Regions from separate parts of the Mus musculus genome. Here regions 1, 2, 3 and 4 are each linked to region 5. A link is a loop called in an ENCODE intact Hi-C map of the cell type or tissue named here. Cell type or tissue: heart. All regions are shown on one strand. Region 1 overlaps Dscam (DS cell adhesion molecule). Region 2 has its middle 84 kb from the start of Bace2. Region 3 overlaps Dscam (DS cell adhesion molecule). Region 4 has its middle 63 kb from the start of Bace2. Region 5 overlaps Dscam (DS cell adhesion molecule).

The links. Hi-C counts contacts between places; a loop is a spot of excess contacts. Peaks named below come from ENCODE experiments on the same cell type or tissue, not always from the same donor. Only the 100,000 strongest peaks of a DNase experiment are listed, where the experiment ranks them.
Region 1: it touches region 5 in a loop (11-fold over the local background); 12 of 42 quality-filtered maps call a loop at or near these places.
Region 2: it touches region 5 in a loop (14-fold over the local background); 16 of 42 quality-filtered maps call a loop at or near these places.
Region 3: it touches region 5 in a loop (2.3-fold over the local background); 6 of 42 quality-filtered maps call a loop at or near these places.
Region 4: it touches region 5 in a loop (10-fold over the local background); 28 of 42 quality-filtered maps call a loop at or near these places.

What each region holds. Positions count from the first base shown.
Region 1 is chr16:97,163,345-97,168,344 of GRCm38, reverse strand. The region is part of intron 1 of Dscam (DS cell adhesion molecule); the gene reads left to right. Among named protein-coding and RNA genes, the nearest start is that of Dscam, 4.9 kb to the left of the region's middle. In heart, a CTCF peak has its summit at 2,307 (motif pointing right); no DNase peak of the experiment used is centred here; H3K4me3 peaks cover 979 bases; H3K27ac peaks cover 881 bases; H3K27me3 peaks cover 2,314 bases.
Region 2 is chr16:97,270,477-97,275,476 of GRCm38, reverse strand. No RefSeq gene overlaps it. Among named protein-coding and RNA genes, the nearest start is that of Bace2, 84 kb to the left of the region's middle. In heart, a CTCF peak has its summit at 2,984 (motif pointing right); a DNase peak (open chromatin) is centred at 3,006; H3K4me3 peaks cover 271 bases.
Region 3 is chr16:97,015,361-97,020,360 of GRCm38, reverse strand. All of the region lies in intron 3 of Dscam (DS cell adhesion molecule), which reads left to right. Among named protein-coding and RNA genes, the nearest start is that of Gm32432, 140 kb to the right of the region's middle. In heart, a CTCF peak has its summit at 2,732 (motif pointing right); no DNase peak of the experiment used is centred here; H3K27ac peaks cover 1,211 bases.
Region 4 is chr16:97,291,368-97,296,367 of GRCm38, reverse strand. No RefSeq gene overlaps it. Among named protein-coding and RNA genes, the nearest start is that of Bace2, 63 kb to the left of the region's middle. In heart, a CTCF peak has its summit at 2,847 (motif pointing right); no DNase peak of the experiment used is centred here; H3K4me3 peaks cover 489 bases.
Region 5 is chr16:96,894,289-96,899,288 of GRCm38, reverse strand. All of the region lies in intron 3 of Dscam (DS cell adhesion molecule), which reads left to right. It overlaps Gm32432 (a long non-coding RNA gene), which reads right to left. Exons shown (of 2, transcript XR_876307.3): 1 at 1-5,000. Among named protein-coding and RNA genes, the nearest start is that of Gm32432, 14 kb to the right of the region's middle. In heart, a CTCF peak has its summit at 2,382 (motif pointing left); no DNase peak of the experiment used is centred here; H3K27ac peaks cover 431 bases.

The DNA.
Region 1 (5,000 bases), 270 kb before region 5:
TGGAAAATATATGCAAAGATTGCTCATGTGCACCTGGGTAAAGTCATGCAAGAATTATTTGCAAGACTTTTAACATCTGTTGAGAGAATCAGTTATTGTTGCAGTAAAATGCATAGGCAAGTTGCTCTGACCCCATCAGCTGAAGGCCAGGGAGCCGCCTTATGTAAAAATGGCCCTTCCTCTATATGAGCAAGCATGGAAAAAAAGCCTGACTCCAGAGGTTTGGGCTTTTACATTGGTGTGTGTGTGTGTGTGTGTGTGTGTGTGTACACAGATTTTTGGATTTTCCAAGGATGGTGTTTAAGACATACTATGCAAAATATTAGTATATATATATATATATGTATATATATATATATACATACATACATACATATACACACACACACATATGAACCTGATTTAAAATGCTGCCTTTGGCCAGAATATATTTCAAAAATATGAAACTAAATACTACCTATCTAATATGAATGGAGTCTTTTTTAAATTTTTGGTCGGCAATTGCAATATTTTGGCCTATGTTCATTTTGGAAAAAGTACCCAAATGTGTGGTAAGAACCACACTGGTTGCTAGGCCTCAAACACTAAAATGCCCATTATAGCCATATTTTCTTTTTCATCTGTAAAATATTATGCAATTGGATATTTGGGTAAGAAGCAGAAATGTCCAGTCTGTGTTTCAGACAGTCTGTCTTCATCTGAACAGTAGAAAGCAAGTAATGAGGGGCATGTTTGCTTCTTAAAGCACCCTTGCTGGGCAGGCTGCAGAGGGTATTTGGGGCAAAGACCAGAAGCAAGAGAGCAGTGCCTGCATGGGTTAAAAGCTTGTGAGTGACCTCACCTGAGAAGGTGCAGAGAGCCTGTGAGGTAGCTGATGCTACCCCTGACACCCTGGGAATATTCCCAGGACAGCTTCAGAGGCACACGTGTGTGCAGACACACGCGGCTGCCTGTGTACTCGGCATGCACACCCAGCTGCAGCAGTTCTCTGTACAGGGTCTCTTGATTTTTAACCCCAGTGAGTCCTTTCTAGTGTAACACTCCTGACAAAAGCAGAGATGGCCTCCTAACAGGCAGAATGGGGGACAGGTTGCAGGTTTATATGGTCTGTGTGATGGCTGCATCCTGGCGCTGCTCTACACACACCTTTGACATTGACTTTTCTTTGGCCATGAAATCTTGAGCTTCACTGCATTGTGCTCTCAGGCTCCCGGAGGCTCATTAGCTGTAGTAGAAGAGGGTGGAGTGACGGTGGAGAGATTATCAAGGACAAGCTGGGTGTGCAGCACCTTTGGGACTCTGCAGATCACATGATAGGGCATTACAGACCTGACACCCGGTATTTTATTCAGTCACAGAAGCAGGGTTTTTTGGTTTTTTGTTTTTGTTTTTTAATAAATACTGGTGCATCTTGAAGACTTTAAAGTAGTATTTTAAATTTTATTTTCCTTAGAAATATATCAGCAAAAAAAAAATCTCTCTCCCTTATATTTATAGAGAATGGAGATTATTTCTGATAATTTCAGAGTTCATCTAAAATTTCTAGGCTTTGCACAGAAGCTGCATGCCCCTATAAGATGCCTTCTGTAGGCAAACAAAATGCCAGGCAGACCTTTAATAAATGCCAGCCAATCTGCCTCCTCTCCTTCACTACCCTCCTTGCCACTTGGGTGTCACCAAAGGTTTCCTGCTGTCTGGGATACTCAGCAAGTCACAGGGCATATTCTGCACCATGCATACAGTGTGTTACTGGGGGGGGGGGGGATGCAATTTTTGCCTAAATAAATAAATAAATAAATAAAATCTTCCCATTTAAATCCCTGAGGCCTGAATGTCCACATAGGTGACAAAATATTTTATCATGGATGTGTCTGGAGAAAACAAGGAAGGTGACTAAGGCTCAGCAGGAGTCAGCTCAGTGCCATAGGAACTTGATGTCAAGGGGGAGGGGCTGTCTTAAGATCTATGAGCACTGTGGGAAATGGGAGTGTATGTATGTCTTTTGTTGTTTTAAAATAAAGTAATGGCTTTCCCCATTTCCTGTATTTACAAAGTCTTGATTGTGAATGTGGTTAAGCATAATTAACATGGCAATAGGCTGGACATTCGGGGCGTTTTAGAATGAACCCTCCCATTTATCTGGCTTTTTAGTGAGGCTCACCTAAGCTAGGTAGGTGCCCTGGGGCTACCCAGGCATATGATATACATTTTCTTGGCCATGGCACTCAGGTGCATGCTGGACCTAGGTGGCAGGCACTGTGAGCCTGGGAGACACGGAGCTGCTGCTACCTGCATGCCAATTGTGTCCCCGCCATAGGACACTAGTGGGCGGCAAACCTCGCCAGACTCATGCAGCAAGCTCTCAACAGAGCAGGCAAACCTCTGCCTCCGAGGACGCTCCACACACTTGTATAGGGCTTTCCTGAGACGCCGCCTCCCCAGTGTCCCTCAAGTTCATTGCGCCCAGACTCTATAGCTCTGGAGGTGGAGTTTTACACATAGCGATTATGTTCAGGGTTTGGCAGGTCAGAGATGGTCTGCAGCCTTTGTTTTCATTTATACAAAGAAGGACGCAGCTTGCAGCAATGTCTCCAATCCCGGAAGATGCACAGAGGGAAGGGTGGTGTCGGGAGTCCATAGTCCACAGAGAGGTGCATTGGTTCCTCCCTTGCACACTGCCCAGAGAGCCCAGGGGTGGTGCGTGCATCTTGGAGGGGGCAGCTCCTTGCCTGATTGGCTGACCTTCCAATGTCATTCCAGGAGCCGCGGGGCCTCTCCTCTGCTGCTGGTGACAGGGGCTATGCTGGCGTGCTGCTTGTCCGCAGTCCGTCAATCTCCTGCAGCTGTGGCTGCAAGGCTCTGGGGGTCTGGAGCCGCGCCCCACACCCACACCAGGCAAATCGGGCAGCACCTGTTCCTCTGGGTCAGCTTTAACTCTTCATATTCTGAGGATCTAGGTGCAGAAATTCTCAGCTCACCTCTGTCTGCCCCCCCCCCCCCAACACCTCAACTATATTCACGTTCCTTAATGTTTTGAAAACCTAAGCTAATTCAAAGTTGTATTTCCTTTGCTATACGCTTGGCGAGAATGAAGATTCCGGCAGCCCTGTGGTGTATGATGCTGCTATGAATTCTGAGGGGAGCATCAGAGTGCCTTCTGCAGGCAGCAAGCTCTCCACCTGGGCTGCAGGAATGAAGAGCCAATGGGAAGGGCAGATCCCTGAGTTAGTTCAAAGGCCAGACAGCTTCTGCCCAGATGCTCAGAGGGCCAGGTTCAGCCTCCATTATCCTTCCTAAAACCTTGTGCTCTGATGGCTTCAGGGAAATCTATAGCTTGTCAATTTGAGGGTTACCTGAGAAGTGATTCAGTCTCAATAGATGCTACCATGCATGGGCTGAAATGTCTACTGTGACCAAGTGTGTTCTTTGTATGAAACAGAGTGCAAGTCCGGGTGGAGATAAATGAGTGAGAGAGGAAAGTGAGTCATAGCCTTCCACCCCATTCAAGCCTTTCCTCCTCTCTCCACTCAAAGGCTTCTTTCTAGCTTCCTTCCCACCCTGGGTTCTTCACCCAGTTTGCTCTCTTCCCTCCAACCTCTGCCTCAGCTGCATAAAAAGGATGGGTGAGCAGCTGGCAGCTTCCCTCAGCCTGCCTCTGCTTTCTGACAGGCAGCTGGCCTCTGGCTGGAGAAGCGTTTGTGCTTTACAGATGACTGTGGGGTGTACTGTCTTACAAAAGTGACTCGCTCACATATGGAATGTGCTGGGACTTTCTCTTGGAGACACAGCCTGCTCTGATATCCCCAGGTACCCTTCTTGGGATGCAGTGGGGCTGGTGTCTCAACCAGTGATTTTATCTAGGCCTGGGAACCCTTGTTCTCCATTGACAAGATTTAAATTCTCCAAATCTGACATTCAAGCTTCCCAACAACTCCTGAGAATAAAAATAAATAAATAAATAAACCTCCAGCCTTTTAGTTTTAAAGCCTTAATCATGTCTATAAAGTCTTGCTCCTATTTTCGTAAGTCTCAAATGGCTGCAGGTCTCTTGTCGATATCTTAGTTTGCAGCAGAGTTGAATATATACTTGGTATTTCATCAGAATAACATGGAAAGATTATATTTTAATCGTTGTTAAAAATACCAGTGTTACATACAAGGATCTAATGTTGTAAAGATTATAGTCTACTTCTTTTGATTTTTGGAGATCAGCAATTTATTCTGTGTTGATCAACATGGGTGATTAACTCTCTTAGATTATGTAAATATGTAAATATTTACATATTTACTTATGTCCACTTAATAGAGAAAGGATGGACCCAGCTGAATAGGTGTCTGATGAGATAAGAGGTGACAGAGGGAGATGGAGTAACAGGGATTGATTAATCTTGCCTATATCCCTATTTAAGTTTTTTTTTTTTCCTTCAGAAGACAGTGAGTAAGATTTAAGAGTGAGCAAGCAGTCCTATTTATAGAAAGCCAGTTTGAAATGCAGGGGCAAAGAACCCGAAAGATATAGAAACTGAAGGGTTGCTTCCACTCTAAACTCCCCTGTGTTCCTGGCTCCATACTGAACATTGTCAAAGAGACAAAGCGAATCACCCTTATGGAAATATTCAGAACCTGTGCCTGGCTCTATGGAATATTCTGGCAGTTCAATCCCTGTTACATCCTCCCTAGGCTTGAGAACAAACTCAAGTGAGTCTGAGCTGGAGCTTGGAGGCTCAGGGAGGACATGGTCTCTGTGGTGCTGCCACTAATATTTATGCCACAATAAGCATGGTCTCCCCTAGAGACTCCACGGCAGAACACCATGGGGATGGAATCAACGCAAGCTTTCAGAGAACAGCAATTACAGAGAGAGAGAGAGAGAGAGAGAGAGAGAGAGAGAGAGAGAGAGAGAGAGAGAGAGAGAGAGAGAAGGGTTTACACTGAGGATCTCATTATTGTCACAGGGTCCTCTTTGCTAACCTGTTATTAAATTCCGGAGATTTAAATTG
Region 2 (5,000 bases), 380 kb before region 5:
TGTATCTTTGTAAAAAAAAGTGTATGTGTTTGTGGTGTGGTGTGGTGTGGTGTGGTGTGGTGTGTGTGTGTGTGTGTGTGTGTGTGTGGTATGTGGTGTGGTGGGTGTGGTTTGTTTGTGTGTGTGGTATGTTTGTGTGTGTGGTATGAGGTGTGTGTGTGTGTTTATATGCATATGGCATGTAGGTGCCTGAGAATACCAATAAAATGATGCTAGATCCCCTGTAAGTAGAGTTATAAATGGTTGTGAGCCACCTGAGGCAGGTGCTGGGAATTGAACTCTGGTCCTCTACAAGAGCAGCAAGTGCTTTTAACTGCTGAGCTATCTCTTCAACCCCATCTCTTGTAATGTGAGTTCAAGAGGGAGTACAGGGTCTCAGTACCATCAGCCTGGGTGTGCAGATAACTTTGTTGTTGTATAAAGAACTGTCCCCACCCCTCTGTTGGCAGAGCCAGTCTTTCTCAGCTTTCTTGGGAATGGACAGCATAGGAAGGTCGAGAGGCTGACTGGGAGAATCCTCTTACCAGTAGAGCAGATGAGGAGACCCCAGAATCTAATAAAGAGGCAGGGATGCGCAGGAACAGACAGCAAGGAGAAGGGCAGGAAGAGATTATCATTGACAGGACCCCCATGAAAATCCCCACCTGCCAACAGGGAGCAAGCAGCAGAGGTCCTCTGCACAGCACTCCCAAGAGGCACAGGAAAACTACTCATCTTCCTGCAAAGCTCAAGTGTTGCTGAGTGAAGCTGGGGATGTTGGCTTTGGATAATACCTTGACAGTGCAAAGAGCCAGCTCAGAGATCAGTGGAGGTGGCTACTGACTTGTAACTTCCCATTTCGGACAGGTTTCCTTTGCTTCTTCTTGTCCCTGAGACATTCCCAGCAGATAGGTCAGCCAAACCTGCTTTCCACTGCCCCTGGCTAGGACCTACTCTCAGATCATTGGATCTCATGCAATTCTTGGTTAGGAGGTAGGAAATAAGACTGGATATGACTCATATTTCCACGTGTCCTGTTCAGAAGATCAAGGTGAATCTGAGAAGTATATGTGTGGGGTGACCTATTCTTCTTGTACCCCCTTCCAGCCCTGGTGCTTCTAGAAAGCACAGTTGTTAATCTGAGTATAAAAGTGGGATCAGAAGGAGACTCCCAACTCCCCCAGCATCCTTCACTTCCAACCTCCCAGCATCCTTCACTCCCAACTCCCCCAGCATCCTTTACTCCCAACCTCCCAGCATCCTTCACTCCCATTCCCACCCCCAGCATCCTTCACTCCAAGTGAGAAAACTGTCCTTCAGTGTCAAAAACCAGGAAGATTTGAGGACATAAAAATTTTACTTTTCTAAAGGGCAGGGCTTTCCAGTCCTTTGTTAGAAAGTGTGAATATTTCTGGTCAATTAATATAGTCATTATGGAGACCTCTATGGAGCCTCTTCAGTAAAATAGAAATAGATTCTCTGTATAACCCAGCGTTTCCACCCCTGGAAATATATCCAGGGGAAATGTAATCCGTCTGTGGAAGAGACACCTGTAAATCTATGATTATTGCTGCACTACCCACAACAGCCAGATTGCTTATTAACATGGGTGAATAACTAAACAAGTGGATAAAGAAATTGTGACTTTAGTGGAATACTATTTAGATTAGACATAGAAAGAATACAGCCCTGTCATTTGTGGCAAGATGGATGAAACTGGAAGGCATTGTGTTAAATAAAATAAGCCAGATGCAGAAAAAAAAAAGTGCTGTCTGCATTCTATATGCAACTTTGCCTTAGTGGTCAGAGGACCTGAGTTCAAATCCCCAGCACCCATGGAAATTATGGCAATTTTTTAAAGTCCAGCACATAAAATGTGAAAACAGAGAATCGTTGGAGTAATCCTGGCTAGCTAGACCAACTCTGGGCATGAGTGGAAAAACTGCCTCAAAATAAAATGTGATGAAGGGCATTGTTTGCTCTTGCAGAGGATCCGAGTTTGATTCCCAACACCTACATCAGGACGTTCACAGCACCTACGTCAGGAGTTCACAGCTACCTGTAACTCCAGCTCCAGGAGATCTGATGCCTGGGGCCTCCACTGGCATTGCAGGCATGTGCTCAACCCCCATACACACATACTCATAACTAAAAATAAAATATGTCTTAAACAAAAAGTGAAGAGTGATTGAGGAAGACACCTGATGCGCTCATGATGTGCATACACAGGTGCATGTGCACACATATGCACCTGTGCCCATATACACATGTTCCTGCACATATGTGAACATGTATGCTGTACACACTGCACCTATAAAATAGAATACAATTAAAACAAAAAAGAAAAGTCAAATTTTATAAATGGAGACAGGATTTGATCAGTGCCCACTGTAGCCCTGAGCAGGGACATCACACTGTAACATGCTATTAAAAAGGAAGGAAGGAAAAAAAAAAAAACAAAAAAAAACAAAAGAAAAAAAAAACGATTTAAAGAGCCGAGCAGGGTGGCGCACGCCTTTAATCCCAGCACTTGGGAGGCAGAGGCAGGCGGATTTCTGAGTTCGAGGCCAGCCTGGTCTACAAAGTGAGTTCCAGGACAGCCAGGGCTACACAGAGAAACCCTGTCTCGAAAAAACAAAAAAGGGGGGTGGGGAGAGAGGGAGGGAGGGAGGGAGGGAGGGAGGGAGGGAGAGAGAGAGAGAGAGAGAGAGAGAGAGAGAGAGAGAGAGAGAGAGAGAGAGAGAGAGAGAGAGAGAAACTTGAAGAGGAATTCCTGCAGTCAACATCACAGAATACTATCCACCCACCCACCTTACAATTCCCTGTTCTGTGTATATTTCAGAACCACAGAGATTTAGATGCCATGTGAAAGAGAGGAACCAGATGTGAAATATCCTGGCAGAGAGGGCTGTCTGGGCCACCTTTTGCTTTCGATAAGAGAGGAAATAGGGTGGACTATGAAGGATCAGGAAGCCGCTGATGGCCAGGTGTACCCTGCATTTCAGGAAACAACCAGCAGGTGGCGGAGAAGCATGGCTCCCTCCTGTGTCTGCAGAGAAGAGCAGAGCTGCGCAGCTGCAGGGGCTGCAGAGCTGTGCAGGGGAGCCTGGCTCGGGAGCCCAAGCAAGAAATGACCCGTGGGAGCTCCCGTCTTTCTTCTGTGCTCTTGAAGCCAACTTGTCCTGAACGCTGGCTTTCTGCCAAACCTCGTTCAGCTACGTGCAAGTGCACTCCTGGACTACGGGGGTTCCTAAGCCTCTCCCACCTTCCAGCTGACCTGTTTATTCCAGAACAGGTTCTTTCTGCTCACTTCCCTGATATGCAGAGTCCATCTTCCTTCTACCTTCATTAAAAATTCAAAATCAAACATTATAAAATAATGCCACTGCCTTCGGGAGGGTGCCTGCTGTGGCTTTTCTATTTATTTATTTTTCTTTCCTTTACACCTGATTTGTGAGATTGTTATAAAAAGGGCTCTGAGCCAGACCAACGACATCAAATAAATGCTAGCATGGGTAATCAAAATGCCTGAGTTCCCGAGGCACCCAGAGGTGCTGTCCTAGTTAGGGGTCTGTTAGGCACTCTTCAGGACGTTGTCACCCATGCTGGACAGCAGAACAATTGGCTGTGTTGTTACATCCTCAGATTGTCTCTAATTTTGTACATTCTGGGATTGCCCTGTCAGAAAGGATTCAGTCATTGTGCTTTGTTAGGGGCACGAGATGACACCAATATGATTTCCAACCCTAGTCTCACCTCTCCCTGCAAGTCTGCCCTACCCCTTCCTGTCACCTAATTAGCATGTACCCGCTCGAGAGGGGTTGGCGCCAGACTCGGGCTTACACCTGCGCTGATGTTGTTTATGATTATGACAACGGCACACCGGAAACCGGCGCCATCTTAGAGTTGGCTTCCTACGTGTGTGTGTGTGTGTGTGTGTGTGTGTGTGTGTGTGTGTGTGTAGGATAGTAGAACTTAGAACATTGCATGTACTAGGCAAGTGCTCTACCACCAAGCCACACCCTACTGGCCAGTGTTTGTCTCTCTCTGTCTGGCTTGCTGTCGTCTTTCATCTGATTGCACAAATTGCAACATTTCCTTTTTCTTATGGATGGGACTATTCCATCAGTGTAATACATAAAGTACATTTCATGTTTTCTCTTTTATTTCATATGTGTATGCATATATGTATAAGTGTGTGTAAGTGTGTATGCATATGTCTGTGTGTGTGTATGTGTGTGTATGTTTGTGTGTGTATTTGTGTGGTTGTGTGTGCATGTGTGACCCGTGGTACATATGTGAAAGTCAGGTGACAACTTGTAGGAACTGGTGTTCTCCTTTCTCCATGTGAGTCCTGTGGCTCAAACAGTTCAGTGGGATTAGCCACAAGCACCACTACCTACTGAGATATTTCACTGGCCCCTATTTTCTTTATCAACTCTTCTGCTAACAAACACCCAGGCAGCTCCTACACTTGGTCCATCCTGCAGCTGCTTTGATGCCAGTAGGAGTAGGTTGCAAATATTGGTGTGTAGTACATGTTATGTATAAACCCAGCAGTGGGATTTGCTGAGTCACACCACAGGTTGTTTTTAAAGTATGAAGAAACTATTCTGTTTCCTGCAGAGACCACAGCACTTTAAATACCCGTAAAGTGTAAAGGTTCTAATTTTTCCACCTCACCGTCTATTCTTACCTTTTATCTCCTTGGCAACAGCATCCGGAGGTGTGGGATGGTATCTGGTGGTCTGAATGAGAAACGTCCCCACAGGTTCAGGTGTTTGAATGCTTTGTCCCCAGTTGGTGAAGCTGTTTGGGGAGGTTATGGAACCTTTAGGATGTTCAGGCTTGCTGGAGGAAGTGTGTCACGGGGAGCCACCTTTAGTGGTGCTCCACTTCCTGTTCTCTCTGTCTGCTTCCTGTATGGGATGAAAATGTCATCAGCCAGTGTCTTGTTCCTGCTTCCAAGCTCTCCTTGTCTGTTGCCAGGCCTTTCTCGCCATGATGGAATTTTATATTTA
Region 3 (5,000 bases), 120 kb before region 5:
CAAGAAGAAGGAAGACCAAAGTGTGGATACTTCGTTCCTTCTTAGAAGGGGGAGCAAAATACCCATGGACGGAGTTACAGAGACAAAGTGTGAAGCAGAGACAAGGAATGGCTATCCAGAGACTGCCCCACTTGGGGATCCATCCCATAAACAACCATCAAAACCAGACACTGTTGTAGATGCCAGCAAGAGCTTGCTGACAGGAGCCTGACATGGCTGTCTCCTGAGAGGCTTTGCCAAAGCCTGACTAATACAGAAGTGGATGCTCACAGCCATCCGTTGGACTGAGCACAGGATCCCCAATGAAGGAGCTAGAGAAAGTACACAGCCCTCTTTCTTAGGTGTCTTTCTTCTGTACATAGGCTCATCATGGAAAAAAATTAGAATTATCAGTTTCTTTTGTCCTGTTCAGTTTATATCATGGGTCCCATTTGTCTCCACATATATATATACTCCAGCCTCTCATCCATCAATTTCCAGGTGTCGAACTCTTACCCTTAATTAGGGTAAGAAGCATTGTTAGTCTTTAGCTGTTTGTCCTTCCAGAAACACTGTGTGTAAAAAAACACTCAAGTCTACATCACTCTCCATCAGGGGTGCTCACAGCATCACAGAATTCTATGTAAAGCACCCCCCACCCCCAACTAATTGCCACATTGTGACAACCATCTCATTGTTCCATCAATGTTATTCAGGAAAATGTTGCATGTACTGCTTTGGGGTAAGACCCCAGAGATGGAGTTATGTCCTGAGTTACATGCTTTTATTGATTATGATGATTACTTGGGTAATTAGTCCAACTGAGAGTTACAACTTAAGTGGAGACTGCTGATGTGGCCCTTAGGTCAGCTCAAATGGAACTTGTAGAGATGGAAGATTATGCAAAATAACCTGACCCACCACCAAGTGCTGCTCCTGACCTACCGGAGCCAAGCTTCCTCTCTCAGACAGGCTAAGCTCATTTGACCATAATGGCAGAAAGTTACGTCAAGTTACCAGGAGTATAGACAGCCTGCTAACAAGGCCAGGCTATACCTAGTAGCTCCACCCCTCAAATAGGCAAAAGGTTGTCTTTTAAAGGTTTGAAATTACTTAAAATTATATAAAATTAAAATCTTCCTCAAGGATTCATTTTAGTCTTCTGAGTGTTTTTGGACAAATAGACATGTACTTAAAGTCTCTCTGGAATAAATGGGTTCTTGTAGGCAGCCTCATGTGTAGTTGACACTGCTCACTGAACAAATGACTACAATCCCACCTTTGATCTACCTGAGTTAAAACAGGATAAAATCAGATACACTGACACATTTTTGGCTCCCCATCCTTACTTACAATGAGAAGATGGTGTCTATTCTGATGTGTTCTCTCTCTCTCTCTCTCTCTCTATCTCTCTCTCTCTCTCTGTGTGTGTGTGTGTGTGTGTGTGTGTGTGTGTGTGTGTGTGTGTGTGTGTGTGTGTAAGTCAAAGGTTGATGCTAGATGTCTTTCGTTAATATTGAGTGTTTTCTTTTTAAGCTCTGCCTCCTCCCTTCCTCCCTGAGATGACAGGATCTCTAACTGAATGAGGAGCCCATAAATTTTTACACAGTAGCCAATGAACTTCAGGAATTCTCCTGTCTCCACGCCTGCAGCAGTGGTGCTAGGTTACAGACCCACCTTTTCTTTCCTTTTTTCTTTTTCATTTTTAAAAATGCATGGATCCTTGTGCTCGTGTGACAGGCAGTTTACAGTCAGAGCTGTTTCCCAGCCTCCCGGTTGATTTCTATATCTTCCCCCACCCCCCTCACTGGCTGAAAGGACTTAGCGTGGCCATTTTACCCATGTGTCACATATAATTAACTCAGCCCTTGGAACCGCCACCATCACAGGCAGCTCTGAAGCTAGATGAGATTATTGAAATGCATTGTCTACAGGAAGGGACTTCCATGAAAGCAATGTGGAATTGTGCTGTGTGAAGGCAGAAGCAGGTCCTGTGTGGTTCTTTAAGCAGAGAAAGGGGCTTGTGGAGAAGGCTCAGCAGTTGAAATGTTCACCGGTGTAAACAAGGGGATCAGAGTTCAGCTTTCCAGAAGCCATATACACACTAGGTGAGAGTGGTGGCTGACCTGTAATTTTAGCCCTACAAGGTAGGGGCTGGCTTTCCAAAGTAGGCCAGGCTGGCTGGCCAGTGCATACCACTGATCTTCTGTCTTCTCCCTGGTGCTGGGATTTCAGCAAGCATGCAGCCACATGGACCACCCTCTACACACATATACCTTTTTATAATGTGGATTTTGAGGATGGATCTCAGGACTTCCTACTTGGAGGGCAAACACTTTTCTGACTGTATCAAGCCCACTCATTTTGTTTTAAGCCTCCAAGTTTACAATAGCTTGTTACTGAAGCAATGGAAAATTAATACCATGAACAAGTACCTCTTGCCTTGCGTAACCTGTCAGGTGAGCTGAGGTGAAAGAGGCTCCAGGAGACCATGGGTGTTTGCACTGACTGCAGAAACTGTGCTTCCCTGAGCACAGCCACAGGATGCCTCTCTCTCCATCTCTCTACCCTGTATCTAGCAAGACTCCGCCTTGTAATCTTGCTGTGTGTTCTCTTGATAGTCAGTATGTTCTATAAGAAAAGTAAAAGGATATTACAATCCTGGGAATGTGGTTGCATATCTATGGGTGTGATGCTTAAAGCACGGATGCTGTATGTTTTTACGAAAACAATGCAGAAACTATATATTGTATCTTTGTGTAACTCAGTTAGTTTGTAATATACACCTCAGTACACCAGGTGGCAGAGTATTAACTTCATTTAGTGTGTGGTGATCTCAGTCAATTCAGGGATGGATTGCTGATCTCAAAAGCCTCCCACACTTTGCCTGGAAGTCTCAGTTGATACAGGCCTGAGCTCAGTGAAGTGAACAGCTTCTCTCTATGCTCCTAGCCTGCACCACCAGTGGGAACTGTGTTGGTCAGCTCTCTGAGGTAAGCAGCTTAGAGAGAAGGCCTGCTTGGGCTCAAGGTCTTAGAGGCCTCAGCCCCTGACTGACTAGTCTGTTGCTGTTCAGCCTGTGACCAGGAAGCACAAAGTGGGAGGGAAGATTAGAACTCTTCTGGAGACGGGAAAGGGGAAGAGAAGCAGAGGGGCAAGGTCTCTCTGCCTAGATTGAACCCCACCACCACCACCACCACCACACACACACACACACACACACACACACACACACACACACACACACAAAGGCTTCACAGCCTCTCAGCAGGTTCACTTTAGGAACCAAATGTTCATACCTAGGCCTTTGGAAAACACTTATGATCCATACTATAGTAGGCACTCATGTAGGAAGGTCAGAGTTTGTTAGGATTCCTGAGGTCACACATAGCTAGACAGTCTGATGGGGGACTCACTGAACTGAGGGAATGCTTTCCACGCCTGAAGCTTATTACAGTAAAGGGCCTCAGATTAATATCTGCAGAAGAGACTTTGTGAGAGTCTAGGAGGTTTCTCTTGCGTTGTGACCAGACACCTGACAAGAAGAAACAGACAGAGGAAGGTTATTCACACTCACAGCTTAAGAAACAACACATCTGCCAACCTCATGGTGGAGAAAGCAGACAGCAAGCAAAGCAGGATGCTGGCCTGGCAGGTTGTGTCCACAGTCAGGAAGCAAAGAGTGGGCAGGAAGTAAAACCAGATTGTAATACCTCAAGGCCTGGTTCCAGTGACCCAGTTTTAACAGTAAGGTTCCACCACCATAAAGCGTCAACAGTCTCCAAAACATTGTCACCAGATGGGACCAAGTATTCACATTCAAACCACAAATGCTTCTGCTTGCCTTTGCCCTGAAGTTGGAATCGCTCCTCCTCCTCCTCCTCCTCTTCCTCCTCCTCTTCCTCCTCCCCCTTCTCCTCCCCTTCTCCCATGCTCCTCCTCCTGTGAATACACACAATGCTGCTGAAGACAGGGGCATCCCTGGGCAATGCTGTCATTGTGAAAATCTCATAGGGAAGACTTACTTAAACCATAGCTATGAGATTATGTGGTGATGTCATCTTATAGGATCAGCATCTTCCTCATGGTCCAGCCACAGAGGGAAATATGCCTCACAGCACACAACTTTACATAGGAAACTCTATGCCAAGCCTGGTGTTTCAGATTTTATCAGGAGTCAGTGACATAGATGTGTAGTGCTCATTTGATTGACCTCAACTGCCCCATCACAGCATCTCCAAGCCTGACCTACTAGAACAATGGTTTTTAACCTTCCTAATACTGTGACTCTTTAATACAGTTCCTCAATTTGTAGTGATCCCCAACTATAAATTGCTTTGTTGCTACTTCAAAACCATAACATTGCTACTGTTATGACTTATAATGTAAATATCTGAAATGCAGGATATCTGATATTTGACCCCCAAAGGAGTCTCAACTCACATGGCCCAGGAGTCCAGAAGAACAGATCAGTACTATTTCTAACTTCCACAGCATAGCCCTTTGTTCCAAGTACACATGTGGGCATGACAAGGGGTGGAAGTCCCTTGAGCATGGCTGTATTCCTTAGCATGTGTGATGGTCACACATCCTGCCTGGTGAGTAAACCCACGAGCAAAGACTCCCTGACTCTCATGTAATCATAAACTCATTTGTGATTGCATTATGTCTGCTTTTATCAGAGGAGGTTGCTGTGGGACTAACCCATTCCCAGGGTCACATATAGAGCCCTGTCATCAGCTCACAGGCTTCTTGTCCTATCATGGTTGGTAAAGCTGCCTTTGAAAAAGCATGCTGTCTGTCTGGAGCATACTGCTCATCCCATCAGCAACATGTCTAGGACGATATAAGTTTAGACATTTGAAGCTCAAATTCTGACTCACAAACTGGAAAAACAAACCAGATGGTAAAGTGCTTGTCTTGGAATCCCAAGGATATAAGTTCAATCCCCAGAATCCACAGAAAGGAAGGAAGGAAGGAAGGAAGGAAGGAAGGAAGGAAGGAAGGGAGGGAGGGAGGGA
Region 4 (5,000 bases), 400 kb before region 5:
TAGTTGGTGGTACTGATGGGGAGTTGTGGAACCTTTAGGAGGTAGAGTCTTGGTAAAGGACATATGTCACTGGGGTGAGTTTTGAGGGCTTAGAAGCCAGGGCCACATCTCATCTCTCCCTGCTTTCTGATTTTGCTGCTATGCCTTGCTGCTGTGATGGACTCTATCCCCCCAGGAACTGTGAGCTTTCACCAGGGCTCTCCTCACTGCAATAGGAAGCTTCTAACACAGCTGAGGAGAGATTTGACATAAGTTTTAAAAAAAGAAACATGTATCTTTAAAATATAGGAAATATAAGTTTTTAAAAGAAAGATATCTGTAAATAGTTTCACACATAGATAGTTGAAGGGATTCAAAAGACGACTAAAATGTATGGTAATGGATTTACAGCCATGCCGTCCACCTTCTCCAAGGTGGCATGTGACTGGTGACATCTTTCAGGGCTGTCAAGAGCTGGGTAAGGCTGTTGTCAGTACAGGCTAAGTTCCTCAGCCTTGAATAGTAAGTGGTCAGTGAAGCCTGTGCCCATGCCTGGTACATCCTTGAAGATGTTTCCTTGAGGAATCTTGGAAATTACCCACAGTTCCTTGGTGGAAGCACACAGTAGATCCATTTCTGCAGGTGAACCTTCAGTTATGACTTGGATATGGACTGTCCCAACAGGCTCATGTGTTCAACCCTCATCTTCTGGGAAACTAGAGATGGGCCTGGTCATGAGATACATTCTCCTGGCCGTATTTAATTAAAGCTTGATTCAAATTTGGCTTTAAATTGTGGTAGTATTCTTCTTATTCTCCACCAGTGGGATTAACAAGACCATGGCCAGAGTGTCCCCAACAGCAAGCCTTCCCCGCTACAGTGCGCTCACTCTCAGGTTGAGCCTGCAGTAACCACTTTACCTAGGACTGCTTCTCCTCAAGAATTCTGTGATGACCACTCTCCTTCACTGAACAGATATGGCCATGGGCTCAACTGCATTAGGGGCATGGCTCTTCTGGGGGTGAGGGCTACAACAAGAGTATATGGAGCCATGAAACATTTGAGGTTGAGTCTGTCTTAACAAAAAACTGGACAGATACCAGTATTGACATGGGTGATTCTGCTGTCTCTACAGGACACTGAGGGGCCTAGGGGCCAGGCTGTGTCTTCTGTGCATCAGGGAAGCTCTGGCTGAGCCTGTTCCATGCAGCCCCACAGCTCCCAATAGCACTTGCCTTTCTCCTGATGGTGACTGACAAAGGACAGATTCAAGTTCTTACAAGAGACATGGCTTTGCCATATCACCTTAGCAAATTTCTCATGTTTCTCCATGCCTGCTTTCTTTCTCTCTTTCTCTTTCTTTCTTTCTTTCTTTCTTTCTTTCTTTCTTTCTTTCTTTCTTTCTTCCTTCCTTCCTTCCTTCCTTCCTTCCTTTTCTTTCTCTCTTTTGTTCTTTCTGTCTTTCTTTGTGTGTGTGTGTTAGTTTGTTTATTACTTTTTCAAGAGAGGGTTTCTCTCTGTGCAACTCTGGCTGTCCTGGAACTCTCTGTGTAGACCAGGCTGGCCTTAAACTCAGAGATCTATCTTCCTCAGCTTCCTGAATGCTGGGGTTAAAGGCATGCACCACCATTGCCTGACTTCCCCCAATGCCCTTTTGCTTAGATTTCTTTTTATTTAAAAAAGATAATCCTTCTATTTTTTCTATTTCTTTTTTTAATTAGGTATTTATTTCATTTACATTTCCAATGCTATCCCAAAAGTCCCCCACACACACTCCTCCACCCCCTCCCCCACCCACCCACTCCCACTTCTTGGCCCTGGAGTTCTCCTGTACTGAGGCATATAAAGTTTGCACAACCAATGGGCCTCTCTTTCCACTGATGGCCGACTAGGCCATCTTCTGATATGTATTTTTTTTTAAAGAAGAAATTATGCCACATGTGGAGAAATGAACTTAAATTTAAGAATTGATAATACAGACTTCAGTGAAGACATAAGGAGAGAAGGTTTGGTGGTTTATCCCCCATTTAGTATGTAGTACATATAGTTTTTTAGAAGTTTAAGCAGGGCAAAGAAATGCAATTCTCCACAAGGGAATTCCCTGGTGGCCGTTGGATGCACAGATTTGCTCTCTGCATGGATCAAGGTGCCTCCTGGCCTGGCCTTCCCATACAGACCTATGAGCCTGGTTGACAGCACAACCAGGGTTTCTGTCCTTTCCCTCATCCTCCTGACTTCCCTTTTGACCTCTATGATAAAATAATAATAATAATAATAATAATAATAATAATAATAATAATGGGACTGGCCCTCAAATGTTTCTTCCATTCTGGGAACAGCAGGGAGACGGACAGATGACCAGAGGGACTATAGTCTTGGCCTGTGACCACTGAGGTTTGGTCAGATCAAACACCCTCCTTTATGCCTTAGCACACCCACACACACACACACACACACACACACACACACACTGGTATCAAAGTGACCCCCTCAGGGACCCAAGTCTGCAGAGAACTGTTCATCGAGGTTCAAGGGAACTCAAGGTGTCTTGTGTCACTTGCTGTTATTTACCAGATTTTTTCTCCATGTTTTAATGGACCCAGATCATAAGTATCTAGCTATACAGTTCATTGGAGTTAAACAAACTGCATTGTGCTGTCTTTATCGTGAGAGAGAGAGAGAGAGAGAGAGAGAGAGATTTGACTTTATAGTGCATTATATCCTGTGCTCTGTCACTCTGTGGGTGCATTTTGAGGTCACAGTTAACGCTCAATAAACGCAAGTCTGGGTGGAGTGTCTCTAAAGGTTTAAAATCAACTCAACCCTCAGCTGGAAAATTCTCCGAGGTCAACACCCCTCAGAGCCAGCAGAGGGCAGTAGAGGACCAACCCTTGCAGAGCTACTCAGAGATGAAGAGAAACCTAGGGCTGGGGGCCAGGCATCTCTGAAGACAAAAGCTGGCTTCACATAGCCAGCCTCGAAGCTATACAGCTGTCCAATAGCATAATGTTATTTTCCCATGAATTCCAATTCTTCCTCCCCTCCCAGACTGTGCAGCTCTGGTTCTGAGCCAGTACTTGGGGACATTGTCACCTGGAAGGCATTTTGAAGGTATTCAGGGTCCCTTGCAGACACAAGGGTTAGTAAGGTACCCCATCACTAAGAGGGGCAGTGTTCAGAAAACAAAAACCTGACAAACGTGGACCCTAGACAGACAAAGACGAGTTAGCTAAGAAAACAAACCGCAGCTCTCAATACAAGTCTCCCACCACTAAATCAAAAAACAAAAGTCCCCAGTGCCTTAGGAAACCTCAGTAGCAACAAGTCGCCATCTAACATGAAAAAGGGGTTCTCCTTTCTCCTGGCGCTACTTCTTGTCTCCAATGAATTAAAAAGATCAGGACTCTACTGCAGCTGCTTCCGACCCACCCACCCGCTGCCGCCACCCTTCCTTGCGAGGCCAGGCTGTCCGGATTTGATGTTAGCAAACGCAGGCTGGATTTCAGACCCGCCCCCCCCCCCTTCCCTCCTACCTCTGACTAAAAAGAGCCTTCTTTATGCAAATTAAAGGCTATGCCATTTGACTTCCTGGTCTAGGAATGGGTTGCTGGCATTTCTTTGACCTCTTAGGAGAATAATTAGGTGATCTTGTTACTAAGCAACAGAAAGGCAGGCAATAAGGCAGCTGAGCTCTGGGAGCAGACGGAGCTGGACTCCGGAGAGCTTGGGCCAAAGGCTGTGGTGCTGTGGGGACATTGAGCTTCTTGCATAGTGGCTGACACTCGGGAGGAAGGAACCAGTGTGGTTCAACTGTCTGTCTCTCCTCCAGCACAGACAGGCCCTTCACTGGGCAGAGTGCTTGAATACCTGTTGCTAGACAGTTGCTCACAGAGGGCTCAGTAATGCAGGCTGTGCAGACCTTGAGAAAGAGTCAGGATTGTGTTCCTTTAAAGGTAGACTCTCAGGGAGACTGGTTCCTTCCACGGAATAGTTCTGGATGGTGTTTTTGTAACTCAAGCCCCAAAGTCCCAGAGAGGAAAAACATACGACATGCAATTATAAGGGTTTAATCTCTCTTCTATATATATTTAAGATTTTACATATTCAATTCCCTATTTTAGATCCAGAGAGACAGCTCAGGCAGTAAGTGCTAGGTGCATAAGCATGAACACCCGAGTCTGAGGGTGTGGCAGCCTGTTTTTGGAGTTCCAACTTGCACAGCGGACGATCCTTGAGGCTCACCAGCCAGTGAGAGACCTTGTTTCAAAAAACAGGATGGATACACCTGAGGCTGGCCTCTGGTCTCCACAGGAAAGAGCACATGTGTCCTCCACCCCGCTGTCAAACCCAGGCACATACATACAAAACTTACATTAAATTGTACACACTAACCATTTTCATGGTAGCATTTCCATATGTGCACATACTACTCACTACTCATTGATCATATCTACCTGTCTCCCTCCCTCACCCTCCTCTCTCTCTCTCTCTCTCTCTCTCTCTTTCTCTCTCCACCCTTCACTCATAACAGTTCTTAGGAGCCCTCCTGTATGAGAGGGAAAGCATGGATTCTTGTCTCCTTATGTTTGGCTTATCTTGCCTGTGATGAGCTACTTTGGTTCCATCCATGCTTTTCCTATGGATAACAAGATTTAATTATTTTTGATAGCTGAATAGTACTCCACCATCTATATCCCATATTTTCTTTGTTTACCCACTGACTTTAACTGAGATAATTCCATCACATGGCTTTTATGAACAGTGCAGCAATAAACATGCATGCACGCATATCTATGACATGCATACATCTTCAGAAGTATTCTGACTGGACCATATGGTATTCTATTATTTTTAGTTTTCCGGGGAACTTCCACAATGAGTCTCACAGTGGGTGCACTAATGAACTTTAGGAGGCAGTGTGTCAGGTCCTTCTGCCCACATTTTTCCTTCATAGCCACTTTGACTTGGGTGAGGCAGACTCTCGTGTGGCTTTGGTGTGTGATTCTTTTCTCGATGAGGCC
Region 5 (5,000 bases):
AGCATCTTCTCATGGAGTCCTTATGCTTCATTTTTGTGGAGAGCTAGCTGAGAGTCATTTTTAATGAAAGAAAGGTTTATTCTGGCTCATCCTGTGATGGAATTCCATTCATTGTTCACGGTGTCTGCAGCTTGAGGAGCTGGACACACAGGGGGAAGGCTGAGGAGGCAGAGTGAATGGTGGCTCTCACCTCACTTGCCCCACCTTTTAATAATTATTAGGACATGTGGCTATAAGTTACTACATCCATTTTATCATCTCTCAGGCACCTACTTTGATTTTTCTAAAACATGGTCATGTTTAAAGTCTCACATATCAAGTTCCCTTAGCCTGCATCCACTTCCTCCCATGTGCTAAAACTTCAGTCCATTCTAACCATGTAAATACTCCTGATTCCAGTCACATGATCTCCGTGACTGTATTTCCTCTTCTCTTGGACATCTAAGGCACTCACGTTCCAGAGCACAGAAAAATGTTCTATGAGGTCATTTGCTGACGGATTTACCAATTCTAATTTGTTTCCCTGGAAGAGCAGTCCAGAGCAAGTGTGGGAGGGATGCATGGCACTTCTCAGGTCACACCTGCAGCCCAGCCTCTGCCACCCTTGAAACTTCCCCCACCATTACCCTGGGTGAGAGTCCTGCTTTCCTACAGCTGCCTGCCTCTTTCCCTTTGCTGGCACTTGTCAGCAGTGTTCAGTTTTCACACTGTTGTTCTGAGAAAGGCTGCTTAAGACATGTCTTGAAGAATTTTTATTTTTAAATATAAATTTTGGGGGAAAAACTCCTCTCTGAAATTAAAAAAAAAAAAACCCAATGTTTTTATATCTTGTTTTATTGTTTGTTTGGGACAGGACATCATGTTACCCAGGCTGACCTTGAACTCATGATGTGATGGAGTATAGCCTTGAACAGCTAACCTTCTTGTCTCTACCTCTTCAGTACTAGGGTCACAGATATATACTGCTGTCCCCATATTCCTAGAGCACAGTCTTCTGCCACCTCTGTGTTGGTTCTGGGGACTGATGCTCATGCAGGACCTAATTTTATGTGGCAAACACTTTATCGGCTTGAGCCTTCTGTCAGCCAAATTAAGCCTTTCTTTTCCATTTCTTGTATGTGCACACATGTGCTTGCTTACACATGTGTGGGCAGGTGTACAGGACCCTGTGTTGGGTGTTCCCCTCAACTGTTCTCCCACTTCTGTATTAAGAATGAATATAAGCTCACATTCTGGCTAGCCTGGCAAGCATCCTGGTGTGGGATTGCCTCTCTCTACCATCTGTGAGCTAGGATTATAGTCAAGCTGCCATATACATGTAGCTTTTTCTTAGGACCAGAGGATCTGAACTCCAATTCTTAAGCTTTGTGTGGCAAGCATCTTATTCCTGTGGCATCTCTCAGCTTCCAAATAAATGGCCTGATTCCTAAGATGCTGAGGGAGGAATAGCCATGAGACATAGGAAGTGAGGATCTGGGTTTCAGTTCCTACCTCACTGTGAAATTTATACATGTCGGGTACCTCCAATTCCTGAATTGCTCCGGTTCTCTGGGCCAAACCAAAATAGGTCTCCATAGTCACCCTTCCAGTTCCTGGTATCAGAGAAAGGGGTTTGTGTTTATGGATATTTCGTGGTAACTCAGAATCATTGATTCTCTCAGTGGTATAGCCCTTTTATTTCAAGGCTTTGGAATTCCTTGGAGAACTAGTTTGTAATTGCCTAGCTGTGAGTCCCCTCCCCCCTTCTCACTGTTTTGAACAATCATGATAAGTCTAGCCTTTCTCTTTATTCAGCTCCTCAACAGGCCACTGCTTGTTAAAAACTAATTTTACACTACTGCAAAGTTAACAAACCGCTCTTCCAAACACATAAGACCATCAGATTTCATTTCCAGTATGTACAAGAGTATTGACTCTTTGCTTCATCCCCCTACATTAATCATTATCTCTTTAAAAACTCATTTCCAATTTGATAAGAAAATTAATTCCATGCTTTCATTCGGGCTTCCAAGTGCCCACTCTCGGCAAAGCACATAATTCTGAGAATAAAGCACCTGCTCTTTCACGTCGTTGTTTGATGGCCTACGTACAAAGAAGCAGCCAGGAGTGAGTAGTAAAGGTTTCAATCTGAGCATGAATGAAGATAATTAAACTGCAGTCGTTACTTCAGGGATTAAGTGCTTCGGCATGTGAATGTGCTGGCCGTTGTAAAGAAGCTTTGCATTGGACGAAGAGAGAGACAAATCAAATGGTTTTATAAAAACTATGTGTCCTAGGGTGGGAAGCATCTCACATTCTAATTGAGCTTGCTAAACTCATAGTGTCATTTCTTGGCTGTCTCAATACAGATTAGCAGTTAAGGATAAATGTGGGAGCCCTCTGGTGGCCAAAGTAAGCAGCTTTAGTTGCTGACTAGATATTTCCTCGTTGGTTTAACTTCTTGTTTTTCAAGAGTCAGTTATTTTAAAGTTATTGAAAATATATTCTTAAAACAACAACGGAGATCGCTTGAGTTGTGATTCAGGGTAGGGAGCTTGCCTGCCATACACAGGAGCATGGGGGAGGGGCATCTGGCTCCAACACTACAAGAACAAAAGACAGGGAAAGGAATGGCCAGAGCCAGCTAAGCCTTAGGACTTTACAATGCAGCTACATGGGGAATGTCAGTGATCTTGGACAGCACAGCCAAGCCATTGCAAGTGTATCAAGTGACCATCAGGTAACAGCCGTATGTTGGGTCGTAGAGCAGCATAACAACCTTGGAGGACCGAGGACAACCTCGTTGTATCTCTGAAAGTCCCTGAGTAAAGTGAGGATATGCAGGGTGGTGTGCTGACTACCTGCAGGGTCAGAAAGCCACCTTTGTAAGGATTATACTTCTTTCATCGTCAGGGAAGGCAGGAAGAGAAGACAGGGAAAGATTATATGTCTATGGAAAGAAAGAATTAGCATAAAAAGACATTCCAAACTCAGAGACAGGCTGCTTAGAGATAGTGATTTCCCATGACTGAATGGTGAAGCAGAGGATAGGTCCCATTGTTCAGAGCACTCCAAGTATATCTAGATGGCAGGGACCCTTCCATTCCTCCCACCTGGGGCTGAGGAGGCTGTGACCATCAGTCATATGGGATCTGATGGTGTTGGAACCTCGTTAAGTCCAAATGTTTCAAGGAAAGTGAAAGGGGCACAAGGAGACACAGGTCTGGACTTGAGTCAATTTGCCTCCAGCTGCAGGGAGTCATTTGGATCCAGGATGCACCTTACCTGCGTCACTTCTGAGAGCACAAAAGCTGGACTTACTTCTGCTCAGCTAAGGAGTTGGCTGGAGTTACACATAGGCCTATGGGAGTCTGGTGTTGCCTTTGTATTGCTGGCCCTGTGACCTGTCTGCATATGACCCTGCCTTTATGTGATCCTGTTGCATGTAACCTTGTCTGTATGTGAGCCTGTCTGCATGTGAGCATGCCTGTATGTGAGCCTGTCTGCATGTGAGCCTGTCTGCATGTGAGCATGCCTGTATGTGAGCCTGTCTGCATGTGAGCCTGTCTACACCCTTGAACTGAGAGCCAGAGTAATTCTCCCTGTTGCAGGTTGCTTTTGTCCAGGAAAATAATCTAATTCTTCAAAGCAGTGAGGAACAGCAGCACCCCAGAAGCCTATTATGGGATGTGTAGACTGATGTCTAAAGGTTCTGAGAGTCTTGCTCCTGCTTTGCAAGGACTTTGAGTTTTATTTTAGGTGCCACCGAGGGGAGCCATAACTGTTTTAACCAGGAGATAATAAAACATAATCTTACATGTTTAGAAGTTGGTTCTGGTTATTGGTTATGGGGTGTGATAATGAAGACATAAGAATGGAGAGAAGAGAGAGTCTAGTTGTACTTGGAGTTGAGCTACCTGTGAGGATGGAGAGCAAGCGGGAGAGAGTCTGAGCAAAGCAGAGAAGAGATGCAGTACTTGGGGATCTACTCGGATAGCACTTGCAGGTCAAATCAAGAGGCAGTATGGTAGGTGGGTAGGTGAGGGACTCATGGACCAAGACTAGACTCAGACAGAGCACTTGCAAGAATCCACTTATCTTATCCAGACCCTGCTCTCCCTGTGGACAGGGATTCCCAGTAACGTCAGAGTCATCTTACAGAGATCTCGATAGTGATGCTTCAGGCAACAGGTGGGTTTGGAGGGAGGAAGTTGGAGTCATCTACATACTCATGTCCCCATGATGAGATCATAGAAATTGATCACCTCTGGGTGATGTCATGGGTGTCCCTGGAAGGTAGCTCAATCTGCGGGGGTGGGGGTGGGGTGGGGGGTGCGGGTGGGGAATAACAGCAAAGAAATCAGAAGCAGGGGTTGTTTTGGAAGAGCAGCAAGCCCAAAGACATGAGCCTGGAACTTAATTTTTCAGATAGGGCAACAGGAGCAGGAGCCTGCTTGCTTACACCTCGGTAGAGCAGTGAACAGACTTATAGATGGTAGTCCTCCAAGTCTGACTCCCAGTGATCCATTCTTTCAGTTAGGCCTCCCCTGCTAAAGGCTCCATAGGCTTCCTCAGACAGTGACTGCAGCTGGGCTGAACACAAAAGGTACATGAACCTGTTTGGGACTTATAGGGCTCTAGAATATTGGGATTCTAGCCAGCATCTTGTTAACAAAGGTGTGTGTCTGGTGCTCCTGTGGCTCTTACAAGTACCTCATGTGTGTTCCTTTGTTTCCTACTCAGATGAAATCCAAACTCCAGATTCCAGAGTGGAGTTTGTCTATACAGGTGGACGGCCCAGTTCTACCTTGGACCGTTTCAGTCACTTCACAGGATTATCTATCTGTGACAGCTTTCTTTCCAGTTGGTGCTCATACATTTTTCATATGCAATTTTGTTGTATGCAAATAACGATAATTACCCTCCTCTTTTTAAGTATGCACGCTTCTAATTCTTATCAAGCTGAACGATGAAACATCCCATCCCCTCGCTATCTACTCCTTCCCCTCCTCCTCTCTTGT